2 separate regions of the Homo sapiens genome follow, and region 2 is linked to region 1. The links are chromatin loops, found by intact Hi-C in ENCODE. Cell type or tissue: PC-3. All regions are shown on one strand. Links, peaks and the distances in the headings refer to the core of each region. The heading gives the core; the rest is flanking DNA.

Region 1 (11,390 bases), core at 1,343-9,342:
CAAGGGCCCTCTCTAAATGAATTATGTGTTTAAATGTTCAGATTTTATAGTCTATTTAATCCTGTAAATCTTAATAATAAATTTGATGGCAAGCAGACTGTGAGTGGAATTTTAGATAACAACATATGTTCATAGTGATTCATGAAAATGTAATCCTTTATGGTAAATCTGTATTATTTATACCAAATCTTTCTCTCTGGCCTAGACCGCTTTTTTAAATTCCAGACTTCCTACAGATATATCCATTTAGATCAGGGTTTTTGAGATTTGATGCTGTTAACATTTTGGACTGGCCAGTTCTTTGTTGTGGGGTGCCATCCTTCCCATTGCAGGATGTTTAGCAGCGTCTCTGGCCTCTACGCCCTAGATGCCAGTAGCACAACACTCCACTCTGTGGTGACAATCAAAAATGTCTTCAGAAGTTGCCATAAGACCCCGGGGCAATAAAATCATCTCTATTCACGAACCACTGATCTCGATGTTCTATAGGCTTATGAAAAATGACATATACAAAATTAAACTCATTTTCCCCTTAGAGCTTCTCCTACAGAGGGGTTAGGAGCATATCTGAAGCAAACTCTGCCTCCCTGCTTTGATAGCTGTGGAACTTGATCAAATTACCAACTTCTCTATACCTCAATTTCCTCATCTCTAATATAAATACCTTAATAAAACCTCCTTCATATGACTGTTAGGAGGATTGAATGAACTAATATGTATAAAACATTTAAAGCAGTTCCTGGCACATAGGATGCCTAAGTTAATATTTGAATAATCAATTAATACTATTAAATGTTAGCAATAGTCCTACAGTACAGGAAAATTCTAAGATTTTTCTTTGTATAGAATATGTGCAGATACTTTTTTAAAAAGATTAATAAGTGACAGTAAATACATGCAACAAAGCTCAACATCATTAATAATCAAGAAAACACAAAATAACATCATGATATATAAATCTATTAAATTTGGAAATATTTTTAAAAATACTTCATATTAATAAGATTGTGGCAAAAGGCCCTGTACTGTACTGATGGGAGAATATGTGTCTGTTTTCTTTCTGGAGGATCAGTTACCACTATGTATCAGAGCATTAAAATATTTATAGTCTTTCACAGAGTTAATCTAGCTCTAGAAATTTATCCTAAGTGTGTAATATGTTAAAAATTAATGAAGTATATTAATTACTGTTATTTATAATGGCAAAATTAGAAGCTACCTAAAATCTCAATAACGGGAATGAAGAAATAGCTCATGGTATATTTATGTCATGCAATATGTAGATATCACATTTTACAAATAATAAATTAGGAGAATGCTCCGACTATGGTAATTCTTAGTTCAAAATGCCTCCATCACTTTCAAGATAATAATAGAAATATTTAAGTGTGCATTATCATGCACACATAAACATACACCTTTTAAAGTTATTTTTTGACAGACCCTGTGTATTTATCGAGTCATTTTTTCTCTCTAGGTTTCCTTCCAAATTCTCTACCCACACACCTTAAGAGATTCTGATACATCATAAATAGAGGGACATACATCTTTACATGAAAACGACATGGAAGATTTTCTGAGGGACATGTGAATGGTGAATTTGCATGATGTGGAGACCCAAAATGGCTGAGGACTGCTGCTCAGTGCCCCAGCTCTGTTCACTCGCCTAGAGTTTCCTCAACAAGCCCTGCTGCTTCTGTCTTCTGAGCTCTGACCCACCAAGCCATTTCCTCTACTTGGAGTGCTTTCCTTCCCTTTCTGCTTTTCCCTTCTCAAAACCAAGCTAAAACATTGCCTGCTCTATGAAACTTATCCTATCACCCTGTTCAGATGCACATGCCTTTCTTCTCTACTTTTGTGACACCACATGCAGATCTGTTCATCATATTTTCTGGTATTCATTTGTTTAAAAATATGAATTGAGATACCACTAAATGCCAGATGCTATATTAAGTGCTAACTACAGTCTTGGTGAACAAAAAGGTAAAATTTTCCTGCTCTCGTGGGGCCTGCATTCTTATGGAGGAGATGGAATATATTTTTTAAAACATAAAATCTAAATTTATTTTGAGGTGATTTTGATCAGCACCTCAAAGAAGCAAGAGGGTGAACAGCAGTAATATCTGAGGGACAAGCATTCTAATTATAGGGAACAGCATATTTAAAAGTCCTGGACTCGTTCAGTGTATTTTAGGAAAAAAAAAAAAAAAAGAAAAGTGGCTTACAAGGTTGAGACTAGCAGAAGTGCAGCAAGAAATGTGACCAGGAAGACACCAAGATGCTGTATGATAAAGTCCTGAGGCCACTGTAAGATCTTTGGATTTTAATTTAAGTGTGTAGAATAACATGATCTTATTTACGTAGTAAAATACTAAGAGGCAACCTTCTGGCTGCTCTGTAAGAAGGGATTGTAGGACCCAAAGTGAAAGCAGGATGGTCAGCTAGAGGCTGTCATGGTGATTTAGCTAATTGATGTTGCTGGCTTGGATCTAGGTGACAACACTGGAGGTGGGGAGAAGTTATCAGATTTGAAGGATATTTTGAAGGTAGAGTTGATAAAGATCTCATAGGTTTGGTATAGGTTAAAGAAAGCTAAGCCTCAAGGACAACTCTTTAAGTTTTGGGCTTCAATAATTGGATGGATTTTGGTGGCACTTTGGTGAATGCTGAGTGAAGGACATGTTTAAGAATGAAAACATGTTAATAGATTCTGGCTGTATTATTAGGTGTGAGATGCCAACCAGGCATCAATGTGGAGATGTTGAAGGGACAGTGTTTAGGAAAAGGGTCAGAACAGAGATATGTATTTGGGCATCATCCTCATATAGATAGTACTTAAAGTTATGATGCTGACATGCCTACCAGGGCTGTGAGCATAGTCTGTGAAGATACAAGTTCTGAGGTCTGAACTCTGGGACACTCCACCATTTAGGGAGCAGAAAGAGAGTCTAACAACAACAACAAAGATGAGTATGAGTGGTTAATGAATTAAGAGAACAGGAGGATGTGGACTATTAGAAACTAAGGAAAGACAGTATTTCAGGAAGGGGGAGCTGATCATCTAGGTCAAATACATAAAGAATTTACCACTGGATTTGCATTGTGGAGGTCATTGCCAAATGGCTACCTTTGTCAGAGCCATGATGCTATTCCTTGGCAAATGTTGACTTACTTATCTGTTTCTTCCAGGAAACCTGTGAACCTCACATAGGAGTGATTTTGCCCTCCAGGAAACCTTTGGCGATATCTGGAGACATTTTTGGTTGTCAAAACTGAGCGGTGGTGGAGTGATGCTACTGGCATCTAATGGATGGAGGCACAGGATGCTGCTGAACATCCTGCAATGCACAGAGCAGCTCCCCCACAACAAAATAATGATCTGGCTCCAAACGTCAATGGTTCCAAAGTTGAGAAATCCTGCACTAAACGTATGGTTCCCAAAGTGTGTGCTTAGACACCCCAGGGTGGACATAGGAGTGCCGTAGGACATTTTAAAGTGTGAATGGAAACACAGTGGCATCTGTCAAGCACTAAATGAACTACTAACTCAAGATAGTTCACAGTTTCAACATTAGCTTTCTTTTTTTTTTTTTAAATAATGTCTCTTTGTAAAACTTGGTTTTGGAAGTTGCTGTGATAAGAATCAAATACTTGGTGAATATCACTGTGGAATAAGAAGTGAGAATGGCAGTTTCCAATCTGACTTCAAGGTTTGTGAAGTTGGGTAGTGACCAGAAGTTGTTGAGTTTTTAGGACGTAAATAGTTATTAAATTGTTTGGACTTGACAACTCAAGAAACTCAATTATTAGGTATATCTTTTGGCCTAGGGGGTGTAGTAAAAAATTATGGATATGCCACGGGCACCATAAAGCAGAAGGCTTGAAACTGCTGGGCTTGACTTTAAGTTCCTTGGGAATAGGCATTGTGTATTAGTACTTTATATCTGCAGCACCCAAAACAGTGCCTGCTACAAGTGTGAGGTGCGAGAATGCCAAACAGATATCCATAAGGAGATTGAGGGAAATTTAATAAATTTAAGAAATAAAATGGCAGGTATGAAATGAATGAAAGGGCACATGTGCACTGTAGTGTCAAGAGAATTATATGTTAAGTGGCAAAATTCGACCTACTGGTTCACTATGCACTACAACATCCCTAAATACCTCCCTACTTATATAGGATAAAATAAGAGAGGGGAAAAGAATAAAGCTTGACTTTCTTATTCTTTGGCCTGTGAATCTCTAGACTAAAATTTCTTGAGTTTGGTGCAAGTTTACTTCCTCAGATTACATTATTTTTTCCCAATACAAATTTCTATTCTCACTTATATTATGCATATTGACAAAACTGTGATCTTATTCTGCAGGAATATGTGAACGGGAGTAATTTGAATATCTCCTAAATTTTTGGCTGCTTTTCTTCCTGCCCCTTTTGCCAAGCACTACATGCCCTAGCCTAATGATTGCATAGATGTTGGAAAGAGATGTTCTTTTTAGAGTTAGTGATTCTATTTTGTTTTTGAAAAAAATCTTTTCAGTGTAAGAATATGATTTCAGAATATAAACTTGTGGAAATATTCTTGGTATAGTGGCAAGAAGTCAGCTTTTAGAATGGGATATATAGTCCCATGCATCTCACTCTCACTGGGTCACATCTGGATCAAGGCATAAGGTTTCTTTGACTCTTAGATTTGTCACCTGTAAACTCGGAATACGAACTCTCCAAGTTCTTATGAGGATTAGACTAGTTAGCTGATGACAAGTACCTATCACAGTGCTTGACACAAGGAGATACTCAATAAATTATAGCTTCTCCTTATATTTCAACCTGACCTATCCTGACACCTTCTTTCTCCTTCTCATTCTCTTAGTCTTTTGTTTGACTTTAACACCTAGGATGAAGCTTATAGAACTTATTACCATTTTAAAATAGGCAAGTTGTTTGCTTTGTTGGTATTTTGTGTTGTATAGTGATGGGGTGGTATTTTCCCTATTAATAATGTAGTGCATCAACAAATGTAAATATATTCATAGAAAGTTCTCCAGCAGGGACAGAGTTGGAGAATCGCTGAGTCACCAGTCTCCCCTCACCTGAGAGTGTTCACAGTGAAACTTCTCTCCGTTGTGTGTTTTGTGGCCTTGCTTATTTGCAATGGTCTGTCCTGAAGAATTTGAGATTAGAGACCCCGTGGATAATCATATTCCAAGGTCACCAGTAAAACTAAATTTCTGTAATAGTTATAACTTCTACTAAATATTTTTGCTAGAGCAGCTAAAATGCAGTCTGCCTGTGAAATCTGGCTGACTTACCTTATTCAGCCTATAAAAGTTATGTTTACTCTACAGTGTAGTCATTTAAGTATGTAACAGCATTAGCCTAAAAACTATACATACTTTAATTAAAAATTACTTTATTGCTTAAAATTGCTAATGATCATCTTCACTGAGTCACAACCTTTTTTGCTGGCTGAGGGTCTTGCCTCAATGTCGATGGCTGCTGACCAATCAGGGTGGTGGTTGCTGAAGGATAGGGTGACTCTGACACTTTCTTTTTTTTTCTTTGAGACGGAGTCTCGCTCTGTTGCCCAGGCTGGAGTGCAGTGGCACGATCTCCGCTCACTGCAAGCTCTGCCTCCCGGGTTCAGGCCATTCTCCTGCCTCAGCCTCCCGAGTAGCTGGGACTACAGGCACCTGCAACCCCGCCCGGCTAATCTTTTGTATTTTTAGTGGAGACGGGGTTTCACCATGTTAGCCAGGACAGTCTTGATCTCCTGACCTTGTGATCTGCCCTCCTCGGCCTCCCAAAGTGCTGGGATTACAGGCGTGAGCCACCATGCCCGGCCGACTGTGGCACTTTCTTAAAATAAGACAACAATGAAGTTGGCTGCATCGATTGACTTTTCCTTTCATGAAAGATTTATCTACAGCAAGTAATGCTGATGTGGTTTCATAGCATTTGACCTACACTAGAACTTCTTTCAAAATTGAAGTCAATGCTTCTCAAACCCTGCTTCTGCTTTATCAGCTAAGTTTATGTAATATTCTGAATCCTTTGTCATCATTTCCACAGTGTTCACAGCATCTTCACCAGGAGTAGATTCCATTTCAAGAAACCCCTTCCTTCCTTCCTTCCTTCCTTCCTTCCTTCCTTCCTTCCTTCCTTCCTACCCTCCCTCCCTCCCTCCCTCCCTCTCTCCCTCTCTCCCTCTCTCCCTTTCTCCCTCCCTCTCTCCCTCCCTCCATTTGCATTCACAATTTTGTGGTTTGGTTCAAGAGGCCTTGCTCTCCACCTGTCTTGGCTGTCAACATGCCTTCCTAACTCAGCTTAATCATTTCTAGCTCTTGATTGAAAGAGAGATGTGCAACTCTTTCTCTTTCACTTGAACACTTAGAGGCCATTGTAGGGTTATTAATTGCCCTAATTTCAATATTCTTGTGTCTCTGTGAATAGGGAGACCTGAGGAGAGGCAGAGAGTCAGAGACTGACTGCTGGTCAGTGAAGTCGGAACACCACACACAACATTTACAGATTAAGTTCGCCGTCTTATATGGGTGTGGTTCGTGGTGCTCCAAAACAATTACACTAGTAACATCAAAGATCACTGATTACAGATTACCCTAACAGATATAATAATAATGAAAAAAAATTGAACTATTGCAAGAATTACAAAAATTTGATAGAGACATAAAGTGAGCACATGCTGCTGGAAAAATGACACTGACACACTTGCTCAAAGCCGAGTTGCCACAAAACATCAATTTGTAAGAGGAAAAATATCTACAAAGCACAATAAAGCAAAGCAAAATAAAATGAGATATGTCTGTAGTTGTATCTGGTATGTAATTAGCTCTTGGATTTATTGCTTTAATAAGTGTATGTGAGTCTATTGGTGTAACCTTCACTATGTAAAAAAAGCAACACTTTTGTAACACATTTATGACAAAGGACTCATATCTAAAATGTATAAATAACTCAACACTCAACAGTAAAATAAACAACCAGAGCAATAAGGAAATGGGCAAAAATATTAAAAGACTGTTCACTGAGGAGGATATACAAATATCAAGTAAGCACACAAAAATGTAATAAATATCAGTGGGTAAATATATATATCTCTATGATAATAGCTGGAATTCAAATTATAATGTCAAATGCTAGTGAGGATGTGGATAAATTGGAGCGCTCATACATTGGTATTGGGAATGTAAAATGATACTGCTATTCTGGAAAATAGTTTGGCTGATTCTTTAAAGATATAAAAAATAGGCCAGGTGTGGTGGCTCATGCCTGTAATCTCAGCACTTTGGGAGGCCAAGGCGGGAGGATCGCGAGGTCAAGAGATCGAGACTATCCTGACCAATATGGTGAAACCCCATCTCTACTAAAAATACAAAAATTAGCTGGGTGTGGTGGTGCGTGCCTGTAGTCCCAGCTACTCAGGAAGCTGAGGCAGGAGAATCGCTTGGACCTGGGAGGTGGGGGTTGCAGTGAGCTGAGATTGCACCACTGCACTCCAGCCTGGTGACAGAGCAAGACTCTGTCTGAAATAAATAAATAAACAAACAAACAAATTTACCATATAAGCCAGCAATTGCACTTCTGGAAATTTGTCCTACAAAAATTAAAACTTATGTTCGCACAGAATATTGTGCACAGTTGTTCACTGCAGCTGTTTTCATTTGAAATAACTCAAAACAATAAACATTCACAGTGTCCCTCAATAGCTGAATAGTTAAACAAACTGTGTGGTACATCCATGCCATGGAATACTGCATTGCAATAAAAATGAATGTACTGTTGATACAGACAACAGCTTGGATGGACCTCTAGGGCATTATATTGAAGGAAAAAAAGCCAATTTCAACAGTTTACATATGGTATGCTTCAATTTATTAACATTTTAAGGATGTTAACTTCCTGATTTTGATATTGTACTATTATTATATAAGATGTAACCATTGGGGAAAACTAGGTGAAGCTTTCACAGGATTCCTCTTTGTACTACTTTTGCAACTCTCCAAGAATCTATAATTATTTCAAAATAAAAAGGTGGTTTTTTTTTTTTGGTAAAGTCATATTTTATGCACACGCACACCCACACCCACACATACACACAGTTTCTTATGGGGAAATGTTATTTTGAAGTAAATTGGGAATGTAGGCATTTCATTTATTCTTTCCAAAATCATTTGTTTCTACTTTTGCAGGATTTTTTTTCTTCTTCCTCCTCTTTCTCTCCCTTCTCCCTAGTTCTTTTTTTTTTGTAGGATACTGAGATAGCTTACTTTTCTTGCTTAGGAATGCCTTCATTTTTTGGAAAGGCATTCTTTATTTTTTTTTTACCATTTTCAACTCAATTTTAGTTATTTAATTTTCCTGTCATTATAATTTGGATATATAACTTCTTTGAGAAGTGCAGATCATTTCATAGCTATCTCATTCTTTATAACTCAATCTTTTTGTTTTTTAACAGATTAGAACCTAAAGCAGAGAAAGTTAGTGATAGAAAGCATGAAGTAGAGTAACAAAACTGAAAACAGCCAGTTGCCCTACCAACCTGTTCTGCTCTATTCTTCTATTTTTTACTGTACTATATTCGATCCCATTTTTTTCGTTCCATTCTATGTTATGATTTCCCAACCTATATGTATTCCATTCATCCTGTTCTGTTCCATTCTATGCAATAAATATTTAATGAGTGTTTAGTATGTGGCAGGTGTTAGTCTATGTGGCTTGGCATGTACCAGTCAACACAACAGATAAAAAAATTGCTGCTCTTCTAAAGCTTACATTACAAGAGGAGGAGACAGAAACAAAACAGACTTAATTCGTAAGTAAATTTTAGAAGTTAGTGAGTGCTATGGAATAAAGAAAGAGTTAAGTAGGTGGGGGATATCAGGTGGGAATGGAGGGAAAGTTACAATTTTCAAACAGGGTAAGGTGTGAGAAACTGTAAGGAATTTTGCCATAAATTGATCTGAGCGATGCATTTTCTGATCACTAAGAATAGCAAGGCCAAAGGCACTAGGATGTGAGATGCCTGGAATGTTTAAGAAACAGCAGGGAGATCAGAGTGGCTGGAGTAGAGTGGTGAGAGGAGAGTAGGTGCAGGTGAGGTCAGATAGGAAAGAAAGATCTGACTACAAAGGGCTTTTGAAGGTGTTGGTTTTTACTCTGAGCAAAATAGTCAGCCATGGCAGGGCTTTCAGCAGAAGACCACATGATCTCAATTATAGTTTAGGACCCTAGCAATCCTGTTGAGAAAGACATTGGCTTATTCTATACTCTTAGCTGTGAAGGTAGAGAGAATTATTATTCATATTATTAACAACAACCACATACATCAAAAAACCCTCAGGATATTTTGAAGATAGAGTCAAAGGGATTTCCTGATGAATTTAATACAGATTGTGAGAGAATGGAAGGGGTAAAACATGATTCCAAGGATTTGGGCATGAGCATCTGGAAGGTTAGTGTTGCCAACAACCAATATGGAGAAGATGGCATATGGAGCAGGTTTGAGGGGGAATGTCAGGAGATCTTTTTTTAGATATGGTAACTTTGATATATCTTTTAGACATACAAGTAGACATTGCTTGTAGGCAGGTGGGTATATGAGTCTGGAGTTCATGAAAGAGATCCAGGGCAGAGATACATATCTGAGAGTTGCCAACACATAGTGATATTTATCATGAGATTAGATGAGGTTACCGAGGAAGTGACTATAGGTGGAGAAGAAGACCAAGAACTAAACCCCGGGGAACCAGAGTTAAGAAGTCAGGGAATAGACAAGGAACCAGAAAATGAGACAAGAAGCAACTAGTGAGATAGAAACCCTGACAATGTGTGTCCTCTCAGCCAAAAGAAGAATAAGTATCAAAAGCGATCCAATTACTAAACTGTGTCTCTTACCTCAGTGCAAATGTGTATGATGTGATTCAATATCTTCCTGTATCCCTAATTTTATTTTTATTCTATTTTTATACTGGAAAACAGGATCATTTTTTGTTTGAAATTTAGCCTGCTAAGAAAAAGTAGACTTTGTTGTTATTGTTGCTTAAGTTTCAAACAGAATCAACATTGTTTAAAATTGTTTTAAGAACTAGATTTGGTGTTAACAGTTTTTCTGTGGTGAGTCTGAATTTCCTTGAGCCGTTATTTACAGCAGAAGGTAACCACTACACTTATTCTAGGAGGCTGGATTGAAATGTATTTTATGTATTATTATCTTAGGAAAAAGATATTAAGCATCTTATCTTTATTATGATCACATTTGTTATTATCAGCATCTTCTATAGATAGTACTTTTTGAGGCTACATGTTATTGTGGACTTGTGCATTTTTAAAAGATTAAGCATTTGGCTTGGAATTATCAAGTAATCCTGTGTAGTAACTGTGATTAAAATTATACAGGAATTCATTTCAAACTGTGACAAATATATTGTAGCTTACACTCTTATTGAATTTGTTCATATATTTTATCAAGAATGTCAAGTATTTTTACATTAGGTTTATGTAGGTTTATAGGTGGAAATATAAATTATTAGTAATGCAAATTATGATCTTGAAAAAGTAGCTAGATTTTCAGGTTTTCCTTTTTTTTGAGCCTGCAGACTATTTGGAAATTAATTTGCATTTTTTTGGTGTGTATTTATATTGTCTTTTGCTTATATTCTGCATTACAGGATTCTGAGTTTCCACTTAATGAGTAGGCTTTACAGTACCCACAAATTACTGCAACAAAGTTAAAAAAAAAAGCACTAGAAGCCTAATGAAATGGACTGCTGAGAACAGAGCTGAATAAACACAAGCTTCCCTTTTTGCAGTGACTGTTCCAAACTAAGCAGAAGCTGCTTCTTTATTTCAGGGAAGGAAAAATAATGACCCGGTTTTCTTTATTTTTCTGGTGAGCAATTTAACTGCTACCTCCATTTGGCATATTCTCCCACTTCTTTTACTGGAATGGGCTATAACTGTAGGTATGGCATTCTTTGCCACAATGTATATTTTCCTTACTGCAGTGTATATTTTGAGCCATATTTACCAACACAGATATTTACTTTTTCTCTGAGATGTGGTCTAGAAGCAATTGTTCAGAGAGAAATTCAACACTGACTCTAGAGGTAAACCTGTACCCGGCATTTCAGTGTGTATGTGTGTTTGTAGAATTATCATCAAAGAGAGAAGATTATTCTTCCAGATGGCATTTACCTTAATAAAAACTGCTAATATGCACAAGCTTGAAAACCATTTCTAATCCAAGTGTACTGGCAGCGTGTTATTTTCAGGAGTAGTTGCATTAACTCTTTGAACCTTTTAAAAAAATTATCTTCTACTTTTGAACTAGGTCTTTTGAAAGATAATAGCTATCCTAAGTAAGTTATCCTTT
Region 2 (11,390 bases), core at 1,109-9,108, 59 kb before region 1:
ATCACACATTTTTAAGACATTTTTTTGGAATCACAGAGCATAACTTTTCTTCCTGGGCCATCGAATCAAAGCATTACCAAGGGAGCATTAACAGCTAGGTGTGCCTGGCTCTACAGCTCATGGGTGTCCTGTCCAGTGGCTTGCTGCCCTCTCTGGTCATGCCCACTTTGTGTGAACACTGAAGGCCCTTCTTCCCAGGAGCCATTGGAAGAACTAACACTTGTCAAAGCAAATCATATTTGTTATCTAAATATGAGGAAACCCTTAAAAACAGAACAAAGTCTAACGCATTACTCTATAAGACAGATTTTTTTGAAGTACTGCTCTGAAGTGTGACTTTTTCCACTGCTATATTAAGAATTAGCAAAAGAAAAAGATGGTGAATTATGCATTATATAGTATATGCATTATATACAGTAAATTACGCTTTATATACTACAAAGAAAGAAGAGAGATGCAGAAAATAATATGGAAGCTAATGGATAAGAAATATGTGCTTAAGTTGGGGCAAGAAAGTCAACTTTTGATTTCTGTGAAAGAAAACAAAGGCTTCAATGAGTATTATGTAAATGGGTGTCTCAAGAACAGGTAATGATTGCTGAAATGAGGGAGATATCATCTTAAGCAACTAGAAAGGACATGTGCGAAAGCATTGATATACAGACAGGATACAGTGATTTTGAAGAACCTAAGTAAAGATGAGAGCAAGGTTTTCAGAAAAAGCAGAATAAAGGAAAATAAACCCACAGCAGTGAATTGGAAGAACTTTGACCAGTAATCTGTTTGATAGTGGATGTGTTTTGAGGATTATTTATGACCTGTATCAGTAGGCATTGTTGTTATGATCATAGGAAAATCCTGGGAAAGAGGGTTTTTGGAATGAAGGGTGGCCATGTTGTCTAATGTGTCTTCTTACCCAGGTCGCCCTATGTTAAGAAGCTTAATTCTAGAAAATTTTAAATTGCTTCTGGATACACATAAGAACTTCTGGCAGAATTTTTCTCATCTGGAAATAAAGTCATTTAAAATTTTTACAAATCAAGTTCTTTCTGTTTTTTCATTTATCTCAAATTTTCTAAAACTGATGCTACATTGGCAATTCTGTTAAAGTTCAAAATTAACAAATTTTATTACCAGAAAGGCTTATATCATGACTGTCTAAACATTGTGTTATTGGCACAGATTCAAAATTCAAAATTTTGAGTATTATTTTAATCTTTCTGTTTTCTATCAACTGATTTGAATCACATACATTTAAATGTCTGAAGGCCAATATATTCTACTATGTAATGATCTACACAGTTTTGAGATGTTACAATAATTCATGATTCATTTGAAAGTGTAAAAAAGGGTACTTTAGTTTTACCCTAATGGCTAAATATTTAAAATACTGTTATGGGGCTGGGCATGGTGGCCACTGTAAGCCCAGCACTTTGGGAGGCTGAGGTGGGAGGATTGCTTGAGCCAAGGAGTTCAAGCCTAGGCAACAAAGCAAGACCTTATCTCTCAAAAAAAAAAAAAAAAAAAAAATTAGCCAGTCATGGTGGTGTGTGCCTGTAGTCCCAGCGCTTGAGGGGAGAGGATCCCTTGAGCCCAGGAGGTTGAGTTTGCAGTGAGCTATGATTACACTACTGCACTACACCTGGGTGACAGAGCAAGATCCTATTAAAAAAAAAAAAAGTAAATGTCTATAGGTATTGAAATACAAAGGTAGCCCCATTATCATAGAACTTGATAATCATGGGTTCTCATTTCTTAACCCCCATATTGGTTTAAGTTTTTTTGTTCATGTAATGCTATAAGCATGTTTTGAGTGAAGTGCATATTTTAAATGAAATCAAATGCCTGAAGTTTTTGAATATTATGTCTGCTGAGTGTTTTCTCCCTAGCTTTTGAAGGGGATAGCATTAACTTATGTTTGTGGATTCCCTGTTAATTAGCCCTTAGAACCATTTAGCTCCTAGATTTTAGTTTCGTTTAACTAGGCCTCGGTTTTTGAAGTCAACACATAATTATTCCTAATTGAAATAATGAAAAAGTATTAACCAGGCATGGTGATGCATGCCTATGTCTCAGCTACTCTGAAATCACGTGAGAAGATTGCTTGAGCCTAGGAGTTTGAGGCTTTAGTAAACTATGATTATGCTATTGCATGGCAGTCTGGATGACAGAGCAAGACCCCACCTGTAAAAAAAAAAAAAAGGAAAACGTAAAAAATTTTAGTTCATCTAGGGTTTTGAATTTAAAATAACTAAACTTGGGTTCCAAAGGGTCCCTTCTGCTTATAAGCAAGTACCATTGAGAATTTCCTTCAGACATAGCCAAAATAAGACAACAGTCCCTGCTTCATTACAAAAAACAGATTGTTACAGCTTCAGGTGAAATAACTAATGTTAGCTGATTGATTCTTAAATAGACTGTCCCTGCCATCTGGAGAGAAAACATTAGTTGGGGGGAACACATTGTTTACTGAAGATATTCCTAGGTTCGAATTAAATGACAAACACAGGCGTAATTCATTGTACCTAATGAAGGCTCTGTATTTCATGTGAGTGTTGTTATCAAGCTTCGTTTCTCATATTAAAATGTCAGATTTGGCTTTATAAAAAGAATATAGCAAATAGCCCAGCATATTCCACCACCTTCTTGTTCATTATTTCCATATCTTATTTGGCAGTTAGGAATCATTGAATCATTGAATATGAATGGTTTGTTTAGCAGCCTACAGAGTGATATTCATATGATGAAAATTTCCATTCTAACTTTTCATATTTAATTTATATATATTTATTATATATATTTATTTTTTCTTTAAGAAACAAAGCAGACTAATGATTTTTATGTTCTGTTTTATGATGTTTATAGCTGATGTTAGTTCGGCAATACAGAACTCAATTATCTTAGTTCAGAATACAGAATTCTAAGTAGTCCTTCAATCATTTAGTTCTAATTTATGTATTAATATTATATTATAATCATAATGACTACTGTATATTGAGTGCTATTATGTTATCATAATGCTAGGAACTTTATATTTACTGTTTCTAAATATTGAAGCTATACTGAAAGGCAGATGTTAATATCCCCATTTATAACATGAGAGAATTGTGACTCAGAAAGGCTAAGTAACGTATCCAAGTTGTACAGTCCTGCATAATAAGTGGCAGAGACAAAATTCATATCAAATTCTGTCTTAATCCAGGCCTCTTATCCATACAATAAGCCACATTATTTGAAATGTTATTGTCTTAGTCTGTTTTGTGTTGCTGTAATAGAATACCACAGACTGGGCAATTTATAAAGAAAAGAAATTTATTTACAGTTCTGGAGGCTGGGAAATCCAAGAGCATGGTAAGGGCATCTTGTGTGGCCTTCTTATTTCATCATCCCGTGGTGGAAGGCAGAAGGGCAAGAGAGCATGAGAAAGCAAGAGATGGCTAGATTTGCTTTTATAACAAACCCATTTATGATAATGACATTAATCCATTCCTGAAGGACCTAATCACCTCCTAAAGGTCTCACTTCTCAACACTGTTGCATTGGGAATTAAGTTTCCAACATATGAACTTTGATGGCAAACTATACCAGTTATATAGTTCTGTTTCATAAAAAAGAGATGCCATTATTCTCATGAATCAAATTTAAATTAATATCTGAAGCCAAAGTTTCCACATTTTCCAGAATATATCTCTCTGATCTAGAAAGTATATGATCATAAGGCCCTTCCTTCAAAAGGCTTAGACCATGTAGGATCTCTTTAAAGCTGAAAAGACAGCCTTCAACTCGATGACAATGTAAGGTGGAACTTCTTTTTATTAGAGCTTTGATGTTCTCAGAGTGTCTCATCAATGTGTTCTGTAGAAAAACTGTAATAGAAGCCAGTATGGCCGTTAGACAGAACCAGGGAGACCCTTAAGAGCATAGAAACAATTGTTAAAATTATTTTCAGTAAACATAGTTTCAGTATAGAAATGGAAATGTTTTAAGTAAATTCTCTGGAATCTTGAATATCTAATTCCTGTGTTTAATTATAGGAAAATAAAGCATAATATAATTTATAATCTCCATGTTTTATATTGATAATATGAAACATGTTTGGGTATAATTTCGTCCAGAAAAAATATTAGATTTGGGAAGGGTGGTAGGTAGAATGGGGAATGATAATGCAGAAGATGGTCAAAATTGTGTGCCTGACATTTATTTGTGAAAATAAGTATGAATGGAAGTGTTTAGTTATCAAATGTTTTATCTACATTTCTGTAGATTCATATGTATCTATTCAACCAACATGTGGCTTTGCCAAGGAGATCATCTTTGGAGAGTGTTTTGGGGGATGAAAAGGATTTACTGCTTTTAGCTCCAGAGAATATGGTGCACCAGCAAGGGCTTCTATCTCCCTTCTGTGAGCTCACCAAATGCAGAGACTTTTATATTGGATATAAGGAAAAAGATACAGAAGTAGGCTGCTTATAAAAGAGAGTGATGCCTAAAATAAAGGCATTGAAAAGTTGAAAATAAAGGGAAAGAAAAATATCTACCAGGCAAATGTGAATAAAAAGAAAGTCTGTTGTAGTAATCTTGAGGCAAAAGTCATCATAAGGGACAAAGAAGGACATTATATACTGGTAAAATGAAAAAGAATTTCCCAAATGAAAAAGAGTGAATACAAGAACATCATGTTCAGAGACATGGAAAAATGAAAAATTTGGGTAATATCCAGGAATTGTGTCTGTTGCATGATGTTTGCAAAAGAAAGTTAGGGGTTGAACTCCTAGGTCAGGTGGTTGTCAAAACTTGAATGGCCTTAGAGTGTGTTTGCCTCTGTTCTTGGCACTGAAATAAGAGAAGTCCTGAAGTAGAGAAGATTCCATAACCATAGGATGTATAATATAAACTTAGTGATATGGCCAGTTGTAAATGTTTGTATTTAGTTATATGCCATTGCTATAAATACTTTTGATCTGTTGAAACATAAGTAAAATATGTTTTAGGTACTTGCTATTTCTTAAATTCAATAGTTCACACCCAATTAGATCGAATTATGAAGTCAGAATTGAATTGCAACATTAACCAAAAGTTGTTGCTATTTTCAGAGGCTAGCTTTCTAGAATCCTCTTGATTTAAATTGGTTATAGATCATGGTGTGGTATGCCACGTATCAACTTGACTTTTGTAGCAAGAAATGATGTAAAAAGCTCTGGGTTGACTTTTGGTATCTGCTACAATTATGTTAGCAAGTAGTAACTTAGTCTTGTCACAGCTCTCAAATGTGGTATATATTCAGATGCTACACATGACAGAATTTTTGGTGTTCAGAATTTCCAAGTTGATAAATATTAAATGTGCAGCTACATAAGAAGCAGACTTATTTTGTGGAATAAAATAAACTTTTGATTCATACCAAGTAGTGAAGATCAGAATGCTAATCCTTAACTGGACTTCTAGAATTTTTTTATTTTCATAGTCCTGTAGCTAAAAATAGTCTTTTCTTGAAACAGAGCTTTCCATTAAGTTTCTGATCCTGTGAACACCTTGTATGTACATAGCTTAGTCAACATAGGATGGGTTAGTCAGTGTTAACTTGCATTTCAAAGTAGACACTGTTAAATAAAGAAAATAGTGCTTCATTATTCAGCATGAACCATTACGTGTCACTTAAAGGAAAAGCAAGGTTTTCTAGTTGATATGTACTGATACATTCAGGCATATGTAGTACATATACTAATGCAAAATGATGTTAAGTTGCTTAGTTATCTTATATGAAACATTAGTTTTAGGGTCACAGAAATGCTGTTTATACGAAGTATAAAAATTGTGTTATAAGTTTCTGTAGTGACCTTTGAAGGGAGGCAAAGTTGGGTCTGAAGCTGTAATATATTTCTTCTAGAATTTTGAGCGCAAATGGTGTATTCAGTGAAATTCATGAGTTAAAGATAGAGCATGAAGACATTAGCCAATGCAGCTTATAACCAGAGTTTTCTGGAAGCTCTGTCATGACTACAAGGTTACTAGTAGTACAAGGTTCATTACTGTAAAGCAGAGTTACAAACACATTTTTATATTTTCTTAGTGCTGATATCTGCTATAAATGCCTCACAAGAAAGATATTTTAATACTTTGTTCATTCAAATTGTACTAGATAATGATGGTCACATTGAGATCATTTATGCTACAGTCTGATGCCAAGTCTTTTTCACTGGTTGGTCTATGTTGTGGGACAAGAACAAGGCAAAGGAAATGCAAAAAGTGAAAGTGCAATTAAACTGCACTTGCTTTCAATGAGATTCTTTATTCAGTTATATACTTAGCTTTTAATTATGGTTTATTTTTGTTATTAAATTAATATTTTAATAAGAAACTATATAAAATGAATAACAATGAAATATTAGAGGTTGAATAGTATGTTAGTGATTTACTCAAGATCAGTAGTCACTTAATAGGTTCATCTGAAGAAGGAATCATTTATTCATTGCAGAAATATTTATTGAGTGACATACTATGTGCCAGACATTATGCTAAGCTCTGGTAATACAGGAGAAAGCAAAATGAACTATTTTTTCAAGTTGATGCATGAAACTTTTTATAACTCTGAGTAAATAATTCAACATTTAATCAATTATATAACTTTCTTTAGAATTTATACAGTTTCTTAGAAAAACAAATGAGTAACAGCTTTTCAACATTTTAATAATCATGAATTAAAGGTCCATAGGAGGATATTTTTAATAATCAGTTATAGTAATATTAGCTAGTATTTATTGAATACCTATTTGCCAGGTATTGTATAATTCTCTATCATCCTTATAACAATCCTGAGAAATTTATTATTTTGAATCCATGCTTATAAATTAAAATTTAGGGAAGACTTGAAGAAAATTTAGTTACAGAGTTTCTTATCAAACTGTATAGTAATCACCTTGATTGTATTGCTTCTAAAACTGAAAATTCCATGAAAGTAGGGCCTGTCTCATTCTTGTATACATTTATATCTTCAGGGCTTGCACTGTGGCTGTGAAATAGTTGATATTCAATATATGAAATAACTCACTTTCATAGAAAAAATAAACTTCCCTTGATTCTATCAAAAGACTATTAAGTTTTCCTTATCTCTAATTACAGGACTGCACAGGGCCATATTGATTTCTCCTCCTGTGCTGGCTGCCTTGAGTGCTGCAGAGAGGGGCTGATGTGCAACTGGAAAACACTCAGAAAAAAATAGAACCTGGAACAAAATGGCTGAGCAGGGAAAAGCTGTGCACACATGCCCATCATCTTAAGAGTACAATGCTGCTCTCATTCGCAAGCTAGAGGATCCCTTTCTTAGCAATCCACCTTAGTCTTTCATACTCCGAATATTGATAGCCTTGTTCTTACCTAGCCTTACCTAGTCTAATTATTTTCATTTTTAAAAATTGTTCTCTAAAAATGTTGGCTAATTTGAAATCACACCAAAAGATACTTTATTCTTTTATATTTTTGCTGTGTAACTCCTGCTTTTGAAAGGATGATCTCATCTTATGGTTCTCAAACTTTATTGTGCATCAGAATTACTTGGAGGGCTGATTAAAATACAGATTCCTTCCAGAGATTCTGACTTACTCGTTCTGGGGTAGGAACCAATAAATTGCACTTCTAGCAAGTTCCCAGGTGATTTTGATCCTCTGTAATCCTCTAAAAATAGAATAAATCTTGGCTCAACACATCCCATTTGAAGGGAAGAGTTATTTTCAATCACTGCAAGGCCAATGATTCTAAAGTTTTTGTTGTCGTTGATTTGTTTTGCTTTCAAATATAACAGTCTCCCTGAAATTTCAATGCCAACGTGATTTCTCAGACCCTTTACCTGCTGTAAAATCTTGCGTCAGATGAGGAAGATTTTCTCAGAAGACCATTTGTTATCTAATTAGGCTTTCTAAGTGGGGAGAAATCACTTGTTAATTGAGTATCCCTTATTCACATAGAATTGATGATGTTCCTCTAAGAAATAGAAAATTCAGATAAATAAGGTCTTGAGTTGGAACAAAAATTAGTACACTGTACTTTCCCCTCCATCCTATTCCTTGGAGGTCTAAGGGAATCAAGCTCACTGACTGCAGGCAAATGCATATAGTTTTATTGCTTTAACAATAGTTTGAGGAATGTGAGGTTGGGAGAAGAGGTAACATCAATGAGTGAGTGAGTGAGTGAGTGAGTGAGTGAGTGGAGGAGCAGCAGTTATTGGTGAGTAATTTGCAGCATACTACAATTGTAGAGCACAAATTCGGTATTTGAGGTAATTAAGTTTTAAATCTTACTTCATTTACATTCCAGAATCATAGGGTTTGTTAATACATGAAAAGTCTCTGCTTGATTACAGATGAACTGATGATATATCATTGTGGTAGAATAAATTGGGTTACATTACCTCCTTTGCTTGTTTCCAGTTATCAACTGAGATTGATTTTAGAAGAAAGCCTATTATAATCCAGAAAAATACAACTTGAACTCCATAATCTCAAGTGTTGAAATCCCAAAAGATGAAAATATAATTCTGAAAGAAATAATAAAACATTCTTTATATTTATTTACATTTTAAAAGGGGGTTTATTTGAGAAAAATTAAAACAAAACAATACACTGTACACGATAAAATAAATAATGGCACATATTTTTACAAGCAAAAACACTCAGGTATACTAGCAACAGTCACACCAGTATAACAGTTATGATGCAGACAAACCGTATTTATAAAGAAATAGGTCAAAAATGGAAATGTATAAATGCATATCACTGTGGTTGATAATTGTGTGCACCCAGCTTTATATAACTGTAGTCATCTTAAATTTCCGGATGAAGAAGCTAAGCTTTTTGGCAAGATGGATCAAAAAATTCAGTGGGTCAACAACACGCATATAGTTACCCAAAGAACCGAGATCCTGATAAATTTTCTTTCACAAGCGCAGATGTACAAAATCTTTCTTTCATTTATTGAAGAAATTTCGACATGTTTGGGTTCAGAAGTACTGCTTATATGCAAAGTCAACGTTGTGATAATGCAGTTCTCGTGGAATCAAATTTCTGATGTCCAAGGCATTCGAAGAGAAGCCTGCCCTAGTTCTCAGACAGAAACCAGTTCACCTCCTGTGTCTGTTCTATATGGGTCCCCGGCAGATCGGATGGTGCCTGCTAACATTGAGGGGAGATCTTCTTCACCTAATCCACTCAAACTCACACTAATGTCATCTGGAAGCACCCTCACAGACACACCCAAAAAATGCTTTAATAGGTTTCTAAGTATTTAATCCAGTGACATCTCAAATTGAATCCACAGGTCCACCCCTTGTCAACTTGGCTCCCGTAAGTCTCTCCTTAACCATACTTAATTTCCAAGTAAAGACTGTAACAGCCGCCTAACATGATGCAACTAACATGATGCAATAATCCTGCATACGACCAAAAACTAATCGCTTCACCAGAATGCAGCTTTCAAGATTTCATATTTGAGATTTTAATATTTCGAGATTGTTATTTTCAGGATTGTAGACGTGAGAGATTTTAGACCTAAGGGATTTAGACCTTAGGGATTTTGTATCTTTTCAGATTTCAACATTCAGGATTATGGCATGTGGGATTGTGTCTTTCAGGATTGTGATCTAAATCCATTTTAGAAAAGGTCATTGTGAGCTAGAGGTCTGAGGATATTTCTGGAAATATTTTGGTGCCATACAGGTTTTTTAATACTTTTTTTTTGCTTATATGTCTGCATAGAAAGAAATTGGATTATGGTAACTTTGAAATAACATTTTACATTAGGATTTAATTCCCACTTTCATTTACTATTAAATTGAGAACCTGAGATTTTTTTGGCCCTTGTTACTTTTTTTACCTTTTTCTTTGACCTATGTGTATATAACATATAATATTTGGATTAGTTTGCAATAAATGCTTACTTAATTGAATTTGAATTTGTTACATTGAAACTTTTTAAACTACCCATCTACCTAGCCTGACATTTGTATTAGCTTGTTATAGTTCTTGTAATAGAACATATATCTTTTTCCCCCACATTAGTAAACTGTAGTTTTATAAATACCCCAAAAGAAACTGAGTCACATTTCTTTACTAACATTACTGAGATGATGTGGGAAGAATTAACTCAACATTCTTAATAATGGAAATATGGTAATCAATATAGTTGATGGTTGTTTTGATGATACTTATTTTTCTTCTGAGAAACAAGTGGGGTTTTTTGTAAGTATCCAATGTCTTTTCACTCTAAAATATTTTTTCATTATCAAGAGTTAAATAAAAGAGAAGATGGCTGATGGAAAAACATACTGCAAGAATGCAGGGATGAAACGTAAATAAACCTCATGTTAAATAATGGTCAAAATGAAGAAGACACATTATTTACAGTATTTTATGTGGAATGCCCTTTCCTGGATCCTTTAAGAACTAGGATAATTACTAACTCAGTCTTCTGGAGTTTTATTCTATTTTTTATTTTTTATTATAAAAGCTGAGAGATCTTTTTTTATCAATTGTTGTTTGAAGGTGTAATTTAAACTTAAAAAGACAAAAGATGCATAGGCATATTGTATCAATATGGTGATTTTGTTATCTCTTTTGTATATTCATCATAAATTTTTGTATTCTGTTAAAAATCACTCTGAAACAGACAGTGGGTCCATTTTTCATCAGTAGATCATATTAAATTTTATTTGGAATATCTCAGATAATGATTTGTATCATTTTGGTAAGGGACAAGATGGTGAGACTGGATAATATAAATGCTAGACCTATATGGTTAGTTATTAATTACCTGTATTTCCTTAAGCTACTGTCTTTAAAGCCTGACTCCAATAGTGAGTCCTTTTGTAATCAAGCCTCCTTCGTTTCCTCATGAGTGAATTTCAATGATTGTTTTTCTTAATATAAGAAGTTCTTGTTCTGATCTCACCACAAAAAAAATGGTAACTAGCTGAGATGATAGATTTGTAGCTTGATTATGGTAATTATTTCACAAGGTATAGGTGTATCAAATCATCAAATTGTACACCTGAAATATAAAGAATCTTGATTTGTCAAATATACCGCAATTTAAAAAATGTTCTTTACATAAATGTTTTGTAGAATAAAAAAAAAAAAAGTTCTTCAAAAGAAATCTCAAATCTCCAAATGGAAACAGGTAAAAGTGGAGCTCCCCTGGTTCCACGGAGAACCTTTTTTGAGGAAACTTAGGCAACTCGCAGGTACCTTATGTCATGAGACAGAGTTTGAAAACTACAATTGACTATCTCTAAATTTCCTCCCAGGTCTAAAATGTGATGATAGTTACTACTTCAGTACATCATCCTTAAGGAAAATTATTAGGTCCACACTGTTTCTATCCTTTGAATTTTACACATAAAT

Evidence for each region. Peaks named below come from ENCODE experiments on the same cell type or tissue, not always from the same donor. Only the 100,000 strongest peaks of a DNase experiment are listed, where the experiment ranks them.
Region 2: a loop joins it to region 1, with 1.9 times the contacts of the local background. A loop is called at or near these places in 14 of 110 quality-filtered maps.

Annotation. Positions count from the first base shown.
Region 1 is chr7:18,541,692-18,553,081 of GRCh38, forward strand. The region is part of intron 2 of HDAC9 (histone deacetylase 9); the gene reads left to right. Among named protein-coding and RNA genes, the nearest start is that of HDAC9, 52 kb to the left of the region's middle. RefSeq lists an enhancer at 8,834-9,335. In PC-3, for the core only: no CTCF peak of the experiment used is centred there; no DNase peak of the experiment used is centred there; H3K27ac peaks cover 3,298 bases.
Region 2 is chr7:18,482,666-18,494,055 of GRCh38, forward strand. It overlaps a transcript of HDAC9 not described here. Among named protein-coding and RNA genes, the nearest start is that of HDAC9, 7.4 kb to the right of the region's middle. In PC-3, for the core only: no CTCF peak of the experiment used is centred there; no DNase peak of the experiment used is centred there.